2 separate regions of the Homo sapiens genome follow, and region 2 is linked to region 1. Evidence: chromatin loops called from intact Hi-C (ENCODE). Cell type or tissue: heart left ventricle. All regions are shown on one strand. Each heading gives the region's core, and the rest is flanking DNA. Links, peaks and the distances in the headings are about the cores only.

Region 1 (5,766 bases), core at 562-5,561:
CTAAATCTAACAACTGATGTCTTTATTTAAAAAAAAAAAAAAAAAAGTGAGAGGAAGACTTGAGACACACAGGGGAAAGCCTTGTGAAGATAAAGACAGAAATGGAATTTGGCCACCACAGCCAGGTAATGCCAGGAGCCACAGAAGCTGGAACAGGTGAGGAAGGATTCTCCTCTAGAGTCTTTGGAGATAGCATGGCCCTGCTGTCACCCTTTATTTTGGACTTCTAGTCTCTAGAACTGTGAGACAATATATTTCCGTTGTCTTAAGCCAACTCAGTTGGTAGCAATTTATTAAGGCAATCCTAGGACACTAACACACTAAGGCAAGACGTTGTCATCAGCCAGGTCGCTGGGAGCCACTGAAGAGCAGAACCTGCCTTCCATGACATCAATGTGCCCATGGGGATTTGAGGCTGGCCAAGGTGCCAACCTTAGCCCACAGTCATGCCTGGGCTTTTACACTTGTCTGGCGTCTGTACCTTTGGGGACAGTACTGTGTGGAATGACTGGAAACTGTTGCTTGTACCAGCTGACCACAGTCAGAACTGTTCTGGGAAATGATGGCCCATTTGGTAATGGAAAGCAATGTTCTCCTGCCCACTCTCTCCCAACCTCCACACCAGGCACAGCCTGGGCCTCACTTGCTGACTCAGGCAGATGGCTTAACCTCTCTGTGCCTCTCTTTCTAACCTATAAAATGACGATTAAAATAATGCTTGTCTCAAGCACTGTTGGGAGAATGAAATGAGACTGTATGTGCAAAGGGCCAAGCACAGTGCCTGGTACTCGGTAGGGCCCTTTCTCCACTGCCTTTCCTATGTCCTCTAAAGGAGCTTCTTTCAGCGTGGTGGCTTAATGGAATGATTTCCATTCACTCTGTATCTGTGAGGATTCAAAGAATTACACCGAAGAGTCCTTGATGGGAGAGGGTTGGAGCAAAGGCGGGTTGAATTGCTCCATATAAAAGACTAACAGAAACTTCCAAGGGTCCTTGGAAGGTCAAAAGGAAAGAGGTATGATGATGTTGCCTCTTGAGGGATGGTAGAGTCTGGAAGAGGGGAGAAGAGGAGACAGTGTCTGTGGACAACATGGCAGTGGGTGGAACCGGGAGCACTAGAATGGCTGGCAGAGGAGGTCCCTGAGGAGGATTGGCCAAGGAAGCACAGGGCAGTGGTGTGAACTGTTCCCTCTCCTGTACTTCACAGTCATCGGTCATCCCCTGCTCCTACCAAAGGGTAAATGTTGGTTCCGTCAGCTGTCTCGGGTCAGTGCTTCTTTAGGGAGTATGGGGAGAGGGACACATCATGTGTGGGATGAGGCCGCATGGAAAGCAGACGACATCTGCAGGGGACACATCTATGAGGGTGTCTATCACAATTCTCCCAGTCTAAACAAGAAATGAGATTGGGAGACATGTTGCTCTGCAGAATTCCCAGGGGTTGGAACAGGAGGATGAAAAAAGGCTTGAAATTCTGACTGCAAGTGGGAAGAGAGCACCAGGCAGTTGACCCGGACGCTAAAGGAAAAGGTGAGCTCAGCGGCTTGAGGACTTGGTGACAGCCAGGAAGCAGCTCTTGGGGACCCTTTTGACTTAGCTCCTGATTCCCTGCCATGCTGGCGTGGTGCAATGCATTCAACAGATTCTCAATAAATCCCTAAAAATAAATTATGTCTTGCAGGGGCCATAGAGAGCCAGAATACTATGTAATATTATGCATGGGAGGAGCTGGTGCTGCAAACCAAAGTCAAACCATGCACAGGGAGCTTCGAAGGATCTTCTCCCTTTTCAGCCCCTGCTAGCTCAGTGGACTTTATCTCTTTCCTTCTTCCCTAGGCCTTTTCTCCTGAGTAAATTCTCTCCAGTGCCTGATAGCAGTTTGTAAACTTTTTCCCAGATGACTGCTCTCTATAATCTATAATTCTCATCAATTATATATGAAAATATACACCTATATCTAAGGACATATATATATATATTTATATATATAAAATATGTAAATATATTATATATAATGTATATAATTATATAGAGATATATTTTATCTTTCCTCTGTTCCTTTAAAGCAAATCACTCCCACTCCCACTGCCTTTTTTTTTTTTTTTTTTTTTTTTTGAGACAGGGTCCCGCTCTATTGACCAGGCTGGAATGCAGTGGTGCAATCATGCCTCACTGCAGCCTCTGCCTCCCCGGCTGAAGTGATCCTCCCACCTCGCCCTGCCAAGTAGCTGGGACTGCAGGCACGCACCATCACGTCGGGCTAATTTTTGTATTTTTTGTAGAGATGGGGTTTTGCCATGTTGCCCAGGCTGGTCTTGAACCCCTGACCTCAGGTGATCCACCCGCCTCGGCCTCCCAAAGTGTTGGGATTACAGGCGTGAGCCACCGCGCCCCACCTCCATCTTCTACATGAGGATAAGGAAGCTCTGAGAGGTTAAGTGACTTGCCTAAGGTCACTCAGCCAATGAATGGTGGAGCCCAGCACTTAGCTCAAGCCAGGCGGCGTCACCGCTCACTGCAGGCTGTTCCCACGTGGTCAGGCGCAGGGTCTTTCTGCCTCATCACTGAAGTGGGGACTTGAATACGGCTCTTCCTTTTCTTGCATCCTCCATGTGCCCTCCTGGTAAACCAGATCCCCACGGCCTCAGCCGCTCTTCATCGGCCTGACTTGGGCTTCCAGAGCCTGCCCAGCCCACGTGGGGCTGGTTTGGCAAAAACTGGGCTCTAGATTTTGCTTTAGCTGTTTTCTTTTCCACTTCATTGTTTCCGTGGGATGTCTGCCTTCCCAAAATAACACCGGGGCATTCCAGGTAAACTCAACATCCGACGAAAATCCCCATTCAGCGGCAAGTCCGAAGGGTCCTGGTTTTTGCTATTGTTTTCCTCCCTTCCTCTGGCTCAGGCGGGGTAGGCGTCTGGGACAGGTTCCCGGTGGAGCCTGGATGGAGGGGGAAGCAGGAGGAGGAGAGGAGGGGCTTGGCCAGCTCCAGCCAGCCAGCTGATACTCCCGCCCTCTGCGCTAGCACTGGAGGTAGCCCTGAGCTTTCCCTTCTCACTTTGCTGGGGAATGTTCAAAGGCCTGTAGGAAAAGAACTGGGCAGGGTCTTGTGCCCTACTTCACTTTTATCAGAGAAAGAAAATAAAACCAAGGTGGCCCCTAATTCTGCTCTGATTTCTGGAGGCAGCATGGATGATATCATGGAGAAGCACTGGCTTTGGATTAAGCCAGAGCTGGGCTGAATCCTGGCTCTGGTGCTTACCAGCTGTAAGCTGTAGCAGCTGTAAGTCCATAAACAGCTTATGTGTTCCTCTGAGCCTCCATTTCCTCATCAGTAAAATGGGAGTGATAGTGTCCCTATTAGAGCAATAAAGACAGATGAATTCAATGCCCCAAATAGGACCTGCCCCATAATAGGGGCTCAACCCATATAGAATAGTTTTCTCTGTACTTCCTAGGATATGGGAGGAGGGGGAGTTGCTTACTTCTTCTTTGCTTTTTTTTTTTTTTTTTTTTTTTTAAGACAGAGTCTTGCTCTGTCACCCAGGCTGGAGTGCAGTGGTGCGATCTTGGCTCACTGCAACCTCCGCCTCCCCGGGGGTTCAAGTGATTCTCATGCCTCAGCTTCCTGAGTAGCTGGGATTACAGGCATGCAGCGTCACTCCCAGCTCATTTTTTTTGTAATTTTAGTAGAGACATGGTTTCACCATGTTGGCCAGGCTGGTCTCGAACTCCTGACCTCAAATGATCCACCTGCCTCAGCTTCCCAAAGTGCTGGGATTACAGACAGGAGCCACCGCACCTGGCCTTCATTGCTTTTTGATGTCATTATTACCCAAGTGCTGAGAAGGTGCTGTTTAGAGGCCAACTTAGAGAAGTGGAAAAAGCAGAGAGAGTGTCGTCAGACAGGTAGGGCCCATGCCTTACTTGTTTATGTATGTACCCCTAACAGAATTTTGTAAAGCTATCCACTGTCTACCCCCAGCACATTTAAAAAATGAAGTTCAAAAGTTAAGTAGCTGCAAAAACTGTGGTTTCTGGCTTATTGTAAATATTGATATTTAAAACCTACTGTGACTTCACACTTTAAAATGGATCCAGTGGAATGTAACATCGACAATTTGGTAGCCCCTATCATCCATTTTAAAATTTATGAAAAAGCTGATTGGCATTCAGGAATTTTACATCTTTCTTTTTATCTCCTGGAACTCTTATTACTATTCCTACTTCCTTCACAGATTTTTATCCTGACATATTATTTTCTTATGCTTCAGAGTATTTTATTGATCACATTTACATACATGGAAAAAGCCGTTTTTCGTATTTTATACTTTTTTTTTTTGCTCTTGTAGGATTCTCCCCCAAGAGCAGGGGGAATGAAGAACAAAGTCATTAAATGAAAATTGTTATTTTATTTATTTATTTATTTATTTTGAGATGGAGTCTTGTTGTGTCGCCCAGGCTGGAGTGCAGTGGCACGATCTCGGCTCACTGCAACCTCTGCCTCCTGGGTTCACGCCATTCTCCTGCCTCAGCCTCCCGAGTAGCTGGGACCACAGGCGCCCACCACCACACCCGGCTAATTTTTTGTATTTTTAGTAGAGACGGGGTTTCACCGTGTTAGCCAGGATGGTCTCGATCTCCTGACCTCGTGATCCACCCGCCTCGGCTTCCCAAAGTGCTGGGATTACAGGCGTGAGCCACCGCACCCGGCCAAAAATTGTTATTATTCTCACCACCAGTACAAGGATGCAGAGGCCCTGTGAGCTATGGAATTATTCATGGAGTCATTCCCCACGTTGGGTCCCCTTTCTTTTGTAAAACGGAAAAAGCCTTAGTGTGTTAATTCAGTCTTATTCTCAGATAACTCCATTTTAGGGAAGAAGGCCGATGCAAGTTGAGGATCTGGAAATTGGTTTCCTGATTATTATTTTTGCCTAATTACCCTCTGGAATTTGATACATATCCCAGTTAGAGGACACTGAGTTCCCATTTAAAATCCAACTTTACCACTTAATATGGTCAGGTAACCTGAGGCAGGTTTCCAAACCTGTGGGTTTCCACAGAGGATTGCTACTAGAATAAAATGAGGTTATAGATATTATGCTATGAAGTTTAAGTTCCCAATAAATGGTGAATTCTCAGGGGATATGTTTTTCACTATTTAGTATTTATGAGATTAGGGTGTGTATTATTATCAGTGTGTACATTTGATGTGGTAGGGCTTTCCCCCAAATCTGTTTTTGAATTGCAATTGATAACATATAGGGTAAAGACATAGGGTAGTTTGCATCCTTCCAGCCTGCCCGCAATCTGCCTTCTTTTAGGTTTCCAGGCCCATTCTGACCTGGGCTCATGGCTTTGGGAGCTGAAATCTATAGCAAATAGCCAGTGATACCTCTTGAATCCTTTTCCCAGGTTGTAACTGTGGCTCAGAGCTCATCAGCCTGTAAGTGTCATTGGACAATTTTCTCTAGATCCACTCCCCTAACTGCAAGCTCATTGAATTGCATCTGATGTTTGCTTTTCCCTCCGCAGCTTCGTGAAAGTTTCTTGTAGTTTTCTTTGATCTGTATGACAGTTCATTGTCCCGAAGAGCTATGTCATCCTTGGATTTGATGGCTTCACTGTGTACTCCTTTTTATTTGAAAGAAAAAAGAAGCCAACTGAAAAGAGATCTGAGCGCTGATCCCCGTGAGAAAGGACAAAGTCACATCCAAAGAAGCCGTTATGCTGCCTTTGTTCCTGGACTCTACAGAGATCCATAT
Region 2 (5,766 bases), core at 519-5,518, 340 kb before region 1:
GTCACCCTTTCCTTGGTCTCATAGCCTCTGGGGCATTCTGTGAATGAGTCTGAAAACAAGCCATTGCAGGGAGGGAAAAATAAGCTGCTTACCCCAGAATGGCTCTCTGAAGCTCTGCCGGCCACCTCCTCCCAGGCCTTTGCAACAGAGACACCCTCCTCTGTTGACAGGGTAGGTCACCCTAGGAATCAGGCAGTTCTCTCTTAGGTGTCAGCTTGCAGCACTCCCATGAGGACAGGCTGGGTCAGGAGCCCACCCTCTGCTCTGATGAACTCCCACAGACCCAGGATGGAAAGGCCACAGACTCCCTTTTGCAGCTTTCCCTGGTGGAGGGACAGGTTGAGGGACAGGCTCCAGGCCAGAGGCACTCGGCTTCCATCCAGGGAGAAAAGCTGTGCAGACACGTTTCCCTCGCTAGTCACTAGGACTGAGAGCAGGGAATGAGTGAAGCTGGGACCAGCCAGGCCATGGTGCCAGCTGTGCCTGAAGCAAATACTAACAACAGCTATAATTAGCAGTAATGACCCGAATGGCTAGCATACTGTGCTGATGGATTTACAACAGGGGCGGTGGGGCTGTGGAGAGAATTCGAAGGGTCTGTGAACTTGAATGGGGAAAAAATTTATATCCTTATTTTCACTAACCTTCCACTGAAATTGAGTATCTCCTGCTCTTCTGAATGTAGTCAACAGGCCTCAGACATTTTAGCAGCATCTGCGACTTGCCAGTAGAAATCAAAGTTACATTTCATATCACTGCATTTGTTACGATATCTGAAATTATTGTTTAAGCTAATCACTGCTTCAGAATTATGGGGGTTGCGAGATCTGTCACTAGATCTTGTTTGTCGTGTTAACAAGAATCTGTGATGTGATATCAAAAATTTTAGCTTCTATAAAAATATTGTGATAACTGTATTTCAATGTAATTGGTGTTATCCTATGTCTTCTGTTTCATGCATTTAAAAATATAGCTCTGAGGAGGGATTCAAAGCTTCACCAGGCTGCCTTAACGAGGAAGAGAGGGGCTGCTCTACTGGCATAACCTTGAACAATGCTCCCAACCAGCCAGTGTGGGGGCAGGGCTGGAAGGACCTAGGTTGGCCTGCATACATTTTGGGGGTGCAGATCCCTTTGTTCAAAAAAAGTTTTTCAGGGGCTGGGCGCGGTGGCTCACACCTGTAATCCCAGCACTTTGGGAGGCTGAGGCAGGTGGATCACTTGAGGTCTGGAGTTTGAGACTAGCCTGGCCAACATGGTGAAACCCCATCCCTACTAAAAATACAAAATTTTGCCGGGCCTGGTGGCATACACCTGTAGTCCCAGCTACTCAGGAGGCTGAAGCAGGAGAATCACTTGAACCTGGGAGGCAGAGATTGCAGTGAGCCAAGATCGCAGCACTGCACTCCAGCCTGGGTGACAGAGTGAGACTCCGTTTCCAAAAAAAAAAAAAAAAAAAAAAAAAAGAGTGTTTCAGGAAGGCCAGCGTGACATCATATAAAGGTGGGACTGCTCTGGTAGAATTTGGGGGCAGGGGGTCCTTGGAGCTTCCTTACCCTGCCTACCGAGCCCTTTCATTAGATGCCGTCCTGCTCTTCCCCGCTTCCAAAAAAGCTCCATGGACTTCCTCAGTTTCCACAGAGCACATTTGCAAATCATGGACCTAATGCAGCCCCTGTCCAGGACCACCTCGTTGGTGGCATAACTTCCTATACAGCCCTGCCCATCGGAAGTCCAGGATGCCCTGGTTCTAGGCCCACAAGGCCTCAAGCTTGACTGTAGGCAGATCTGGGGTAGAATTTGGGGGATGTCATTTATGATCCCAGAATGAGTCCTCCCATGCATTCCTGAAAAAGACCAGGAGAAGGCTGGGCGCAGTGGCTCATGCCTATAATCCCAGCACTTTGGGAGGCCAAGGCAGGCAGATCACAAGGTCAGGAGATCAAGACCATCCTGCCCAACAGGGTGAAACCCCATCTCTACTAAAAATACAAAAGTTAGCCAGGCGTGGTGGTGGGCGCCTGTAGTCCCAGCTACTCAGGAGGCTGAGGCAGGACAATCACTTGAACCAGGGAGGCGGAGGTTGCAATAAACCGAGATTGCACCACTGTACTCCAGCCTGGGCGAAAAGAGCAAAAACTCCATCTCGAAAAAAGAAAAAGACCAGGAGAGAGAGGGGTTCCTAGCCCAGAGGGCTCTCACCAGCAGCTCAGGAGTTAAAAACATGGGCTTAGAAAGCTCTAAGTTCAAATACTTTTCCACCGCTTACTAGTGGTGTGTGCCGTCCAGCCTCCACTTTCACCTGGTAATTAGGAATAATACAATTTCCCACATTTAAAGGTTGTTTTGAGTTAAACGAAAAAATGCATGTAAAGAGCTTAGCCTGACCCAGCAAATGCTCAGTAAGTGGCTGTTGCTACCTGAGCCCTTTCTCTGGGGAAGATGTTTGCACCTGCCACAGCCTCTGCCCTCCTCATCCTTTCCCTCTAAGGCATCTCCCCATTGGAGACCACCTCCAGGCTTGTTTTCACCGTCCAGGCCTGGAACTCTTAGTCCTTCCAATCCTTTCCAAACATGTCACTTGGCATTCTCAGGGTGTTTTGGTAGCAGCAGCCACAGCTCACCCAGACGGCACACACTGTAGCTATTATCTAATCATCTAATAATTAGCTTGACATTTATAAAGGGCCTTGAGGGATAACTGCTTGGGGTAACTGCTGTTTTCAAATGCGATGGTACCGTAATTTTGCACCTGTGCCAGGCAAAATGTGAGCAAGAGGGAACAGTGACCCAAGCCTCTGCCTGCCCTCAATTGTCCTTAGTGTGTTTAAGTGGAAGCAGATTTACCCAGAAGCTAACAAAGCATAAGCGTCAAGACCCCTTACCTGCACGGTCCTGTGTTTTCTGTAAAGTTTGCAAAAGTAGCATACGTTTGCTTTTTTTTTTTTTTTTTTCTTAAAGAGGCACTTCAAAATTGTATGAGCTGCAGGTGCTACAAAACCTAACCCACTCCTGGGTTTAAATCAGAGCTGTCTCTTGGATCAGTCCTGCCTGGAAGCCTACTTTTCCTATTGTTGCCATCAAGAACTGGCAAATGGGTTTGGGGCAGAAGGTTAAGGAGGGGGCTGCACTGTGGGCTAAACATGGTGATTTGCTGGATCAGAATGGAGCCCCAGACTTTCCAGCATTAGGGATTCAGAGATCCCTGTTCTGCCACCTGCTGGCTGGAAGACTTGGGTGCCGCCACACAATCTCAGCCCAGGAGTCCTCCTCAGTAAACTGCCATTTAGAAGCCTGACCTGCCTACAGCACAGCCAGAGGTTACTATGAAGAGCAAACAAGCTCTCTGTCAATATGCTGAAGTGGCTGTTTGGTGGTGACTGCAAAAACACACAAAACATTGAGTTAGGACTTAAAAGGCCGGCAATAAACTCCCTCCCCAGCCCATGGCAAGTAAGTCATGCATGGAATGAGGTACATAGCTTGCATGTGCCTTACTCGACTAAGAAATAAAATAGGGAAAATACTCCCTAGCCCTTGTTAGTAGGAGCACAGGTTGTGAGAAGCGAAAGCAGTCATCTGCCTGGACACCTGGGGGGCCACAGTCTTCCCACTTCTACAGCCTCAGGCCTTTGGGAGTAGCCCCCAGGACAGATGACCAGGGAAAGGATATGGCTTTGGCCAGGACACGGAAGAGAGAGGTGAGAGTAGATAAAAGCTTCCACTGCAACAAGGGCAGGCTCTCATTATTGCTGTTAGTGGCCCCACCTCCCAGCTGGGCTCAGACCCCAATGCCCTCTGATACCTTCCCTTCTGGTTTCCCCACATCTGATTAGTTAAGTCCTAAAATCCCCACCCTCAGTATCTGTTGCTTCATCCCCTCCCTACTATTCCTACAGGCCATCTTCTATTTCTGTTCTGGACTATAGCAACAGACATCTAACACAGGGCTTCCAACAAATGGGATACAGGTATGCTAGGGTTTTATCTCCTTGGCCCTGGACACAACCAGATCAGGCTTGGGGAAGCTGGGGCCTCTGGACTAGCATCTTGCAGCCCCAGGAAGCCTCCTTTGGTACTCCCAATGCACATTGCACTCCCAATGCAAATGTCATCATTTTTATATTGCCTCTATGTGGAAAATTTGGGGAATGCTGACCTCCCAAGTGCCCCTTTCTGCCCACTCAGACGCATCCTGGGCACTGTGGCCAGGTTGATTTCCATGGAGTCCAACTATAATAGTGCAGTTCACCTTCAGAATGGCAAGATTCTGCATGGAATGACGGTTGCAGCAAGCCACACCTGGCCACAAGATCAGGTGAAAAGACCCAATGCCAGAGTCCTTCTCACAGCGTGGTCCTGTGAGTTGCAATGTGTGGAGAAACATAGTCTGGGAGCACAGCAGACTACACTCCTTCTCTTAGGTTGTGGTTCTCAGATTCTATGGTGTACATGCATCACCTGCTACACTTGTGAGAAATGCAGATTCCAGGGCCTCCTCCCTTCCCCCTCCCCACTCCCCAGCCCCTCACCAAAATTATAAACCAGGGGGTTTGCAACTAGTCCAAGAAATTTACATTTTTGAGAAGCATGCTGACTATGAATGCAGGTGTTGCACAAACCCTACTTTGGGAAACAGTGCCCCAGTGACCACAGCTAATTGCAGATTTCACCCAGTCAGCCCAAAAGATGAAACACCGCATATGGACAGGAATTAGCAGTAAAAAACTGTGTTTCAGCCTAAAACTTGAAACCAAATACGTCACTTGGAATAATTCCATAAGAATAAGAGATCATTAAAATACGGAAAGTGGTTGAAAGGAAGACCATCTGTGCAAACCAAAGCAGTTTCGAGGAACCAAAATAAGTTACTCAGACCCGAGAACATTCTCCCAGAAGGGCAAACCACATGAAAAATACAAAATGTAATCCTAAAGAAAAAGGAAAGTCTTGAGATTCTGGAAATAAATTATTTATAATCTATAACCAAAGCAGCCCATTGGGCAGAAAAATACAGCAAACTGCTCTCTACAGTGTGAGCAGATGGAAGACATTGAATACGCACATGACCAAATATGAATGGCACGAGTTCCTTCAGGGGGTTCCCAAAGTGGAGTGAACTTCATCAATGGCATTATCATCTGCGGTGGGGGAGATGCTTCAGCAACAATTCCAGCAGCTCCGGGACCTGTCCTGTCATTCAGCTGGGTGGTTCTACAGGCTGTCACTACCTGTTCTGATTCCCAGATGGAGGCATGGTCGGCTCACAAGAATACCATGAATGTATCAGGCAAGTGGCACTGAACATCTGAAATCCAGACTGACTTGAAAAATAGAGATTGCACGTTCACCATAATGTTGTGGGATGTTTGACCCTCAGTCAGCAGATTGCCATCCTCGTGGGTTATTCCTGCCATTTGCTCCTTTACTTCCTTTTGGCCACCGCATGAACCATTTAATCACACTTCAAAACTCTGCTCAGTATGTGGAGTGGAGCGGAGGGCTCAGGAACCATTCTGGGTGGTAACGGACTGTGATTAAATAGAGACCCAGCAGTGACTGCAGAGTCCTTTTAACCAGGACAAAGCTGTGGTTCTTCCCCTTTGCTTGGGGACAGTGGAGGCCAGAGAAGACCGGGAGATGGTTCTGGAAGGGGCAACTCCACCTGGTTTACTAGCACCTCATTTGGGCTGGTTCACACCCATGGGATGGGCGCTCACTCACACTGTTTCCCCAGAGGAAATGTAGGACTTCGCGACTCGCCTCA

Evidence for each region. Peaks named below come from ENCODE experiments on the same cell type or tissue, not always from the same donor. Only the 100,000 strongest peaks of a DNase experiment are listed, where the experiment ranks them.
Region 2: it touches region 1 in a loop (4-fold over the local background); 12 of 110 quality-filtered maps call a loop at or near these places.

What each region holds. Positions count from the first base shown.
Region 1 is chr2:30,343,797-30,349,562 of GRCh38, reverse strand. LINC01936 (long intergenic non-protein coding RNA 1936) reads right to left here and starts at 2,917. Exons shown (of 2, transcript NR_122048.1): 1 at 2,448-2,917. In heart left ventricle, for the core only: no CTCF peak of the experiment used is centred there; DNase peaks (open chromatin) are centred at 2,214, 2,552 and 2,962; H3K4me3 peaks cover 2,749 bases; H3K27ac peaks cover 3,367 bases.
Region 2 is chr2:30,683,704-30,689,469 of GRCh38, reverse strand. No RefSeq gene overlaps it. Among named protein-coding and RNA genes, the nearest start is that of CAPN13, 120 kb to the left of the region's middle. In heart left ventricle, for the core only: a CTCF peak has its summit at 3,251 (motif pointing left); no DNase peak of the experiment used is centred there; H3K27ac peaks cover 1,127 bases.